Linked DNA regions of Homo sapiens: region 1 is linked to region 2. Evidence: chromatin contacts called from ENCODE Hi-C or POLR2A ChIA-PET data. All regions are on one chromosome and are shown on one strand. The core of a region is the stretch at or near the end of the contact, and the rest is flanking DNA. Distances in the headings are between cores, read along the strand shown.

Region 1 (4,765 bases), core at 2,116-4,615, 210 kb after region 2:
CTGGATATTTTTCATTCTGTCTACAAAGTGTTAAGAAAACGAAGTTACCAACATTTAAAAATCAGGGCCGGGTGCAGTGGCTTGCACCTATAATCCCTGCGCTTCGGGAAGCCAAGGTGGGAGGATCACTTGAGACCCAGAGTTCAAGACCAGGTTGGGCAACATAGCGAGACCCCCGTCTCTAAAAAAATTAAAAAATTAGCCAGGTGTGGTGACGTGCATTTGTAGTCCCAGCTACAGGGGAGGCTGAGGTGGGAGAATCACTTAAGCCCAGGAGTTGGAGGCTGCAGTGAGCCATGATTGGACCACTACACTCCAGCTTGGGCAACAGAGCAAGAACTCACCTTAAAAAAAAAAAATCCGGAAGGCCGGGCTCGGTGGCTCATGCCTGTAATCCCAGCATTTTGGGAGGCTGAGGCAGGCGGATCACTTGAGGTCAGGAGTTGGAAACCAGCCTGGCCAGCACGGTGAAACCCCGTCTGTACTAAATATACAAAAATTAGCCGGGCGTGGTGGCACACACCTGTAATCCCACCTACTCGAGAGGCTGAGGCACGAGAATTGCTTGAACCTGGAAGGCAGAGGTTGCAGTGAGCTGAGATCGTGCCACTGCACTTCAGCCTGGGCGACAAGAGCAAAATTCCATCTCAAAAAAAAAACAAAACAAAACAGGAGATTTCATCATAAAAATCTCCATTTCTAGCTTCTGTGGGTGAGTGATGACGTCAGAGCAGCACAGAGGCAGGTGTCAGGGAGCCTGTGGACTCTTGGCCACTGTGTCACCTCACATGGCTCCTGGAAGCCAGGCGGACAGTGATACGTCCACAGCCACACCATCCCCATGGTGGTGGGACAGGGTTACCTGCCAGTGCCCACTCTTCTCCCACAGGTGCTGAGACCACAGCGCTGTTCCACAAAGCCCCAGGAAGCCACATTACCCTGTCCACCGGCCTCTCTAGCCCCATCTTGCCCAGGAAGTGGGACCTTGGCGTATCGCTGTGACCACACCTCCCAGCCGGTCAGCCTGGCCGCTCAGGCTCTACCTGCAAAGGCAAGGCCCCACCCAACCAGCACCCCTCTCATGGCTGGGGGTGCCTCCAGGCTGCCCTCTCTAGGGCCAGGAGCCTGCAGAAACGCTCCCAGCCTTGAATAAAGAGCAACGAAATTATTGAAACAAAATCAATAAAAGTTTGAATCAGGGATGGTATAACATGCTCTGGCTTTGATTCTGTGCTTTAATTCAGCGTTCCTGAAAAACTTATGATGTCAGAAACTATCTGTAGGTTTGGTTTTTTTCATTTTGCAAGAATTCCCAGGATATGGAGAAATCACAGCCACTCACAGCCTTAACAGGTTCTTTGGGCCCAAATGATTCCAAAAGCAAAACGAGAGAAACTTTTTCAAATATGTTTATTATGTATATTATATACAATATATTAATAAAACATATTACCTACATGCATTTAAAACATAACTGAAGTCAGATTGGCCCAGAAGACTCACTCCAAATGAGACCTAATCCCCAATAGGGTGCAAGTGACTGCACAAACTCTACTCCTCACAGCCCTTCCTAAGACTCAGTGTGCTCATCACACTAGGGTCTCAGAGTCCTTCTGACCATAAACCCAAGCCCCAGCGCCAGCCCAACACACACTTGGACGCAGCATGTTCACGTCCAGCCTAGGAAGAATTTATGGTTGACCTGGATTGGGTAAAAACCGTAAACGTCTGTACCTCAGAATGTAAGATCATGGTGTTTAAAACTACAGAACATTCAGAGGTTGTCAGAAGTCTCTAATTGCTGGTCCCCCAGGTTGAAACCAGCCCTTAGGTTGAAATTTTGACCTGCAAATTTTTTTTTAAATCTGAACCAAATTTTTTAAATTAAACCCCTTTAAGGTAGTACATTTTCAAGATGCAAAATTCAAAAAATATAAGAGGGCACGTGATAATGAGTGAGTCTCACTTCCACCCCACCCTCCAGCCTCCCAGTTTCCCTCTCCAGAAGCCATGGGTATGGATGCCAATCTCCAAAAATATTTTATTCATTACAAGTATATACATATGCATTATTTTACCGCTCACAAATGGTAGCACACTGCACGGTTTCCCAATACCTTGTTTTTTTTCCCCTTAGCAAGCTGTCTGGGAAATACTTCTGTATCTAACCACGGGCAGGGGTGTTCCTCCAAGATTTTTAGACAACAGTTCTCCAGTTCACCCCGTTCCGGTGAAGGGCAGAGCACCCCCCGCCCTTCCCAGCCACCCTGTACACGCCCCTACTCGCTCTCGGATGCCTGCAGTTCCCAGGCTTCCCAGCAGAGGGAGACACCATTCCACTCCCAAGACCACCAAGGGGTCGTCCCAGACACAAGCTTCAAGGGTCTAGGGAAGAGACGCTATCCGCCCAGACACAAAGACCCCCCTTAGCTATACTGAGTTGGCCTCCGGGCCTCCCCTTCCTGTTTCTATCTCCTCCTGGACCTGTTGCTTAGAGCCCTACCCCGAGGTCCCCCCGCCCGGCTTCCTTATGGGAACTGGCCCCGCCTTAAGAGTGGTAGGAGGGAGCCTTACCCTTGTCTAGGACCTGGGCTTGACAACTTGCCCCAGGGAACCACATAGAGAAGGGGTGTAGCGCTGGGCGAACATTGCCCTCCCCGATCCCTCAGCGATGACAAGTGGGGGGTCCTTCTCTCTGCCCCCAGCAGGCCAGTTTCCGGAAGAGCCTTGACCCAAACCCCCTTTTCCTGTCCTGTGCTCCACACTCCCAGCAGCTGCTTCTCCCTGGCCAGGCCCTGCAGCCCTCCTCCCCGCCCCCACGGTGGTGTTGGGGTCGCCTGGAGTCCAGCTGGTGTCCAGGGCAGAGCTACCCCTTTCCTGGCCCTACCCCTCCCCGTGACCCCAATCCTCCGCCAACCGCTCAAAGGATCCTTGTTCTCCATCCAGCCCCCAGACAAAAGTCCCTCTGTCTAAGAAGGCGGAATTGAGGGGAGGGGGCACCCCCAACTGGGACCATGGGGGAGCCTGCACAGACCCCATCCGGAAGGAATGCCTGGAGGAGGAGGAGCAGGAGACAGGGGAGGAAAGGGGGAGGGAGGCTTGTACAGTGCTGGGGGCCTTATGTGGACTAGGAGGCAGCCGCCCCCACCAGCACCCACTCTGTAGACCCAGGCGTCTGGCTCCCAGCACCCACGGAAAGAGCCTGGCTAGGAAACTGCAGCCTGGTGCCTGGCAGACAGTTCTCATTCTCCCCAGGGCAGGGAGCAGGTTATGACCAGGACTAAGGTCCCAGAGTCCCCACCCTGACCCCTCCCTGCTGTTCCAGCCGCTCCCTCATATCCACCCCTGCCCCATCTCCTGACTTTGGTCACGCTAGCATCTTCTGCTGATCCTGAAATTGTACCAGCGGCAAGATGTGGCCTGGAAGGGGACTTTAAGTTCTCCACAACTGCCAGCAATCCTTCCACCAGGCAAAACACATCATCTAAGGAAAAGAAGTGAGGTCGGAACACCAACGCATCATCTCACTGCATGGCCCTGGAGGCTCTGCCGTTTAAAGACCCCAGAACCTTCCCCATTCAAGGTCCTCTCCTGGGCACAGGAGATTGGAGAAAGCTCCTCCCTTAATTCCAGGGGCCGAGTTCCAGCCCATCCAATTCTCCGTCTCACCTGAGGCTGCTGTGGTCCTGGTGACCCCAGGGAGCAACCTGCCGCCCATGGCTGGGGAGGGGGTGAAGCTGTCTCTTTAAGAGCAGGAATGGAGCCCCTGGGCCTCAGGGCATCTGACTTGTTTTCTACCTGCCCAGGTTTGCTTAGGGCGTGGCAGCTTCGGATAAACGCAGGACTCCGCCTGGCAGCCCGATTTCTCCCGGAACCTCTGCTCAGCCTGGTGAACCACACAGGTGAGCAGCTGGGGCCCCTTCCTCCAAGCCCTCCTTGTCTCTGCCCCTAAATTAGGAAGTATCTACCTGCCCCCTGACCCTGCCCCATAGAAGCTTTTATGTTAAAGCGCCTAAAATCTTGTGAAATGCTTTTCTGGAGCCAGGAGATAAACGGAAGTCCCTTCCCCTAATGTCCCTTTCCCCACCATTCTCCTCTCAGGGACTTGTTGAACCAGCTGAGGTGAGGGCAGGACTGATAAGTGTGGTTGGGGTGTCTGAAAGACTAGTGTCTGCATGGATTAGGGATATCTGGGTTGGGGATAGCTGGGTGGAGGAGAGGGGGTGCCTGGGTAGGTAGGGGTATCTAAGTGGACCAGGGGTGCGTAGATGGACTGGGGACATCTGGGTGGATGAGGAATGCTGGGTGGACTCGGGGTGTCCAGACATTGAGGGATCTGGGTGGATAAGGAGTGCTGGGTGGACTCGGGGTGTCCAGACATTGAGGGATCTGGATTCTGGAGACCTCCAGGAAAAAAGGATGGAGCTGCTGGGGGAAGCTTTAAATGGGGAGTTGCTTGGGAGATTTCAGGAGCACACAGCGGGCAGGATCTTTCTACCCACCCCTGAACATGAGACCATTCTCCCATGGTATGGAGGAATAGAGGGGATAGCAGAGGGCAGGTGGGGGAAACAGTCCTCAGGCCGGCCTTGGGACCTCATGGCCAGGAAGGATGAGAGCAGGTAGACAGAGCATCAGCTGCAGGGCTGCCTTCCTCTCTAACCTGCTCACCAACCACATCAGTTCGGGAGCAGCCCACAGCCTCTTCAGACAACAGCCTGAATGGGGAACGTGAGGGCAGACCCAGCTCCCGGCTCCCTGCAGC
Region 2 (4,457 bases), core at 462-2,961:
ACTACAAAAGAGTAGCTGCAAACTTTCTCTGTAAAGGGTCAGGGAGTAAATAATATAGGTTTTATAGGTCACGTATGATCTCTGTCACATATTCTCTGGAATTTTCTGTTGTTTTTAAAGACCTTTTAAAGACGTTAACATCATTCTTAGCTAACCGGCCTTACAAAAACAGGCTATGAGTGGGGCGTGGTGGCTCACACTCATAATCCCAGCACTTTGGGAGGCCAAAGCAGGTGGATCATTTGAGGTGAGGAGTTCGAGACCAGCCTGACCAACATGGTGAAACCCGTCTCTGCTTTATACAAAAATTAGCCGGGCATGGTGGTGGGCGCCTGTAATCTCAGCTACTCAGAAAGCTGAAACAGGAGAATCGCTTGAACCCGGGGGTGGGTGGAGGTTGCAGTGAGCCAAGATCGTGCCACTGCACTCCAGCCTGGGTGACAGAGCGAGACTCCCTCTCAAAAATAAAAATAAAACAGACTATAGGCCACATTTGGCCCATGGGCTGAAATTTGCTGACCCTTGGTATAAAACATTGCTGAGAAAAAAAATGTAAAAGATTAAAATATATGGAGATATATCCCGTGAGATGGATTAGAAAAGTTAATATTGCTAAGTTTTCCATTTTGGCCAAACTCTGAAATCTGTTCTGTGGAATTATTACAGGAGATCCTGGTCCCTTGGGGCACAAGGATTTTAAGCCAGGGTGAATCTTGCACCCACCTGATGTGCCATCTCCTACGCTTGCTGAGGCAGCTGTGTGGTTGGCTGCTGGGGTCCATTTGAAGAGAAAGGCCCTGTGGGATATGCTAACAAGTGGAACTCCCTGCCCTACATCGTCTGAGGAAACTGGAACCCAGCCAAAGAAGACCTTCCAGTAGGCAGTGCCTGTGATCACTGTAGGTGTGCATGGTGCTCAGTACCCTACAGGCTATAAAAAATAGTAATGCACGATGCACACATGATAAGGAGGCATCACAGTACAGGTGGTTAAATTCAGGAACTCTGGAATCCGAGAGCCTGGGTCAAATCCTGACAGGGCCACTACCACCTGTGTGAGCCAAGGAAGCTTCTAAAGTTTTACAAATGCTGTTTCACCAAATTTGCAAAATGAAGAGAACCTGCCTGCCTGGTAGAGATATTGTGGAAAGCAGCATCCAGGAAGGTCTGAGCACCTGGTCCCCAAGTCAGAAACCTTCACAGCCCAGATGGGGATGCCCTAAGTTCATACCCTTCTAGGCGACCACAGAGAAGTCCCGCCTGGCTCCAGGACTCGGAAAAGCGCTAGAGAGCTTCCTGGAGGAGGCGGCATCCTCCCATGCTACCTGCATAGAGAAGAGAGAAGGGAAACTGGGTCCTCTGTGGCGGCTGCCTGAAAGGAAGCAGCTGGGGGCTCTTGCTCCCTGCCTGTGCTGGTGTCTTCTCCCCACCTTAGCCCAGGCCGGCTGCAGCGGCGGGGCTGCCTGGGCGGAGTCAGGAGACAGCACCGCCCGGCCCCTCCCCAGGCACCTTCCCTGTGAGCCAGCTCCCTACCCTGGGAGGATCTGGGGAGTTCCTGCCTCTGGCTTTGGGCAAGGTCTGCCTCCAGAGTCCCCAGCTGCAAGGGCCGGCGCACCCACGCGCACTGGTTGCCAAATCTCCCGCTTTCAGGCCAGGTGCGGAGCGCGCCTCGACAGTCCTGAACATTCTCCACTTAACGGCTGAGAGCCGCTGGGAGCCTAACGCCTGCAACCGAGTGAGCTCGAGTCCGGCTGGGGTCGGACCGTTGGACCTCCCCGTTGGCCCTTTGTTGTACTTCTTCGCGCCCTGGGCTCGCGCAAGCTTTCTCTGCCACGCGTTCCAACGGCCGCTCACCGGCATCGGGCTGAACACGGTGCGCTTCACCTCGGAGTTCCCACTCCACTCCAAGGATCCAACAGCGCACAAGCTGCTCTTCACGGGCAACTACCTCTGCAAGCTTCACCCCCGGCCCCGCCACGCCCCGCAGGGTTCCCTGTCTGGTCTGGATCACCTCGCTCTCCCTGCGCCTCTCTCCTTGGCCTAGCTAGACAAGTGCTTCTCACGATCCAGCGCGTTTACCGCTCGGTTTCGTCGCCGCTAAGGGGTGGTGGTGTCTGATCCGTCAGGCTCTGCGCTTCTCTCTCGGATCCATCCTCAATGTCCAGGCAGGACTCTCACATGAAGCCGGTGCTGTCTGCTGTTCACTCTAAGATGTCCAGCCACTCAGGACAGTTACGATCTGTCATCCAGGGCCCAAACCGACTCTCCTCTATTGCTATCTGAGGTAGGCAGTCTCCTCTGTGAGGTCGGTCCCATCCATACTGCCTAGATCCCTGCGCAGGAAGACTGAGATGAGGACCCTAGGAGACAGCAGCCAGGGATAGCGAAGGTGGAGGATGAGTATAAATAGCGACCCCAGCGCGATCAGAGAAGCTCCCTTACCCCCACCCATCGCAGTGGGAGTGAGTCTTCAGATCTACCCCCAAGACAACGAAATCCTACCCGGGCCATTGAAGGGAAACCTCCACTCCAACCCCCAGAAGACGCCTTAGATGAGAAAGTGAAGAGATATTGTATGAGCTCATTCATCAAAGGCCATGCCATCACCAGCTCAGGCAGTGCTGCTAGGGGATTCCTGCCTCTCTGGAGGTCCAGTTCTCTCTGAAGACAGAGAAGATGCAGGGAGGAAGGGTTTCAAACAGGAACTCTCAACCCACGTCTGCCAGTTGTAGACTCTGTAAACAAAGTTCCAACTCGCCCGCTGCTGCCACTGCCGCTGCTATTTTTTGAGGTCAAGGTGAGCTGCCCAAACTCTCCTAAGCTTTTTTGTATAGTCGTTGGAGAAGATGTAGGCTTGAAGAAGAAAGCAGAGCCCCAGTCTAACCACATGTTCTTAGAAGATAAAGCCAAGGCCCCTTCAGATAGCAGTGCAGTGCCCCTCAGCCTGCCCCTTCTTTCTTCCTGCTTGTTGCAGAGATGGCAGGCACCCCACCCTTGGCCATTTTCACCTTGTAGTTTGCTGATACTACCATGTTACCAGCCACTGACTTGGCTGTCCTGTCTTCCAGGCCCCCAGTCCCTTCTGCCCCTGTACCAGTCCTCACCCCATATACAGATCATTAAATGAAATGCCCATATCCTAACTCTCCTTTTTTTTTTTTTCCTATTCTTGTTGTTTCTCCCCTTAGGTTCAATATCATTTTGGGAGTTCCCCTTTATGGGAATAAAAGCCATTTCCATTTCAGTCCCTCATCTGCAGATTTTTTTGGGGGGTGGTGGGGCAGGGTCCTGCTCTGTCACCCAGGTTGTAACGTAGTGGTGCAATCATGGCTCACTGCCGCCTAAAACTCCTGGGCTCAAGCAATCCTCCCACCTCGGCCTCCAGAGCAGCTAGGACTACAGGCATTTTTTTCTTCTAGAGATGGAGTCTTGCTATGTTGCCCAGGCTGGTCTGGAACTCCTGCTTTTGAGTGATCCTTCTGCATCAGCCTCTCAAAAGTGCTGGGATTACAGATGTAAGCCACCATACCCAGCCCAGATCTCTACTTTTTTTTTTTTTTTTTTTTTTGAGACGGAGTCTCGCACTGTCACCAGGCTGGAGTGCAGTGGTGCGAACTTGGCTCACTGCAACCTCCACCTCCCGGGTTCAAGTGATTCTCCTGCCTCAGCCTCCAGAGCAGCTGGGACTACAGGCATGTGCCACCATGCCCAGCTAATTTTTGTATTTTTAGTAGAGACGAGGCTTCACCATGTTGGCCAGGATGGTCTCTATCTCCTGACCTCGTTATCTGCCTGCCTCGGCCTCCCAAAGTGCTGAGATTACAGGTGTGAGCCACCACGCCTGGCCTAGATCTCTACTTTTGACCTCACCACATCTCCTAACCCCTTGGCCTTTGCTTCAAGTCTACCTCCTGCAGAATTGAGTCATCTATCAGTTTAGTAATCTAATCAGAATCTATCTAGTCATCTAATCAGAATTGAGTCATTGTGGATTTTTCTCCCTTTTTCTTACAGACTCTTCCACCTGTATGCCCATCTTCATAGACCGGCCCATCACTGGTGCCTCAAGCATTTTCACTATCACAGCCAGTAATCTGCAGACTCAACCTCAAGCCTACTTTGTACTTTGGTATAAACTGCATGGATACCAATCCCTTTTCACAGGTTTTCATCTCCTGGTCTCCCATAGGATCCAGGATGAGTATCCTCCCATTTGACCAGTTCCATCCCAGTATGGAGCAGATATCCCTTGTAAAGAACACAGTCTCCACCAGCCCACCTGCTTTTATGGTCAACAGCCCTACCTGAATTTCCAACATTGCCTTTTGACCCAAGAAACACCTATCACCTGAAATCTAGGGTTCCAGACAGGCATCAACAGGAAACCACTCTCTTCAATGCCCTGTCTTTTCTGGCCCACCTACCACTGCTTCTGCAGTCACCTCCACTATAGTAAG

The links. A loop is a pair of places that touch in the nucleus more often than their neighbours do. ChIA-PET counts read pairs that join two places held with the same protein, here RNA polymerase II (POLR2A).
Region 1: a map of endothelial cell of hepatic sinusoid shows a loop between it and region 2 (4-fold over the local background). The contact joins the promoter of FXYD3 here to the promoter of LINC00904 in region 2. A Hi-C loop is called at or near these places in 1 of 168 maps with a recorded cell type or tissue (endothelial cell of hepatic sinusoid). POLR2A ChIA-PET finds 5 or more read pairs at or near these places in 1 of 52 experiments (K562).

Annotation. Positions count from the first base shown.
Region 1 is chr19:35,112,458-35,117,222 of GRCh38, forward strand. It overlaps FXYD3 (FXYD domain containing ion transport regulator 3), which reads left to right and starts at 3,366. Exons shown (of 9, transcript NM_005971.4): 1 at 3,366-3,502; 2 at 3,807-3,902. It overlaps LOC124904701 (hepatitis A virus cellular receptor 1-like), which reads left to right. Exons shown (of 3, transcript XR_007067238.1): 3 at 890-1,212.
Region 2 is chr19:34,903,428-34,907,884 of GRCh38, forward strand. It overlaps LINC00904 (long intergenic non-protein coding RNA 904), which reads right to left and starts at 1,712. Exons shown (of 6, transcript NR_187844.1): 1 at 1,534-1,712; 2 at 724-1,325. LINC01838 (long intergenic non-protein coding RNA 1838) reads left to right here and starts at 1,888. Exons shown (of 2, transcript NR_146451.1): 1 at 1,888-2,797; 2 at 4,015-4,457. RefSeq lists an enhancer at 1,731-2,440.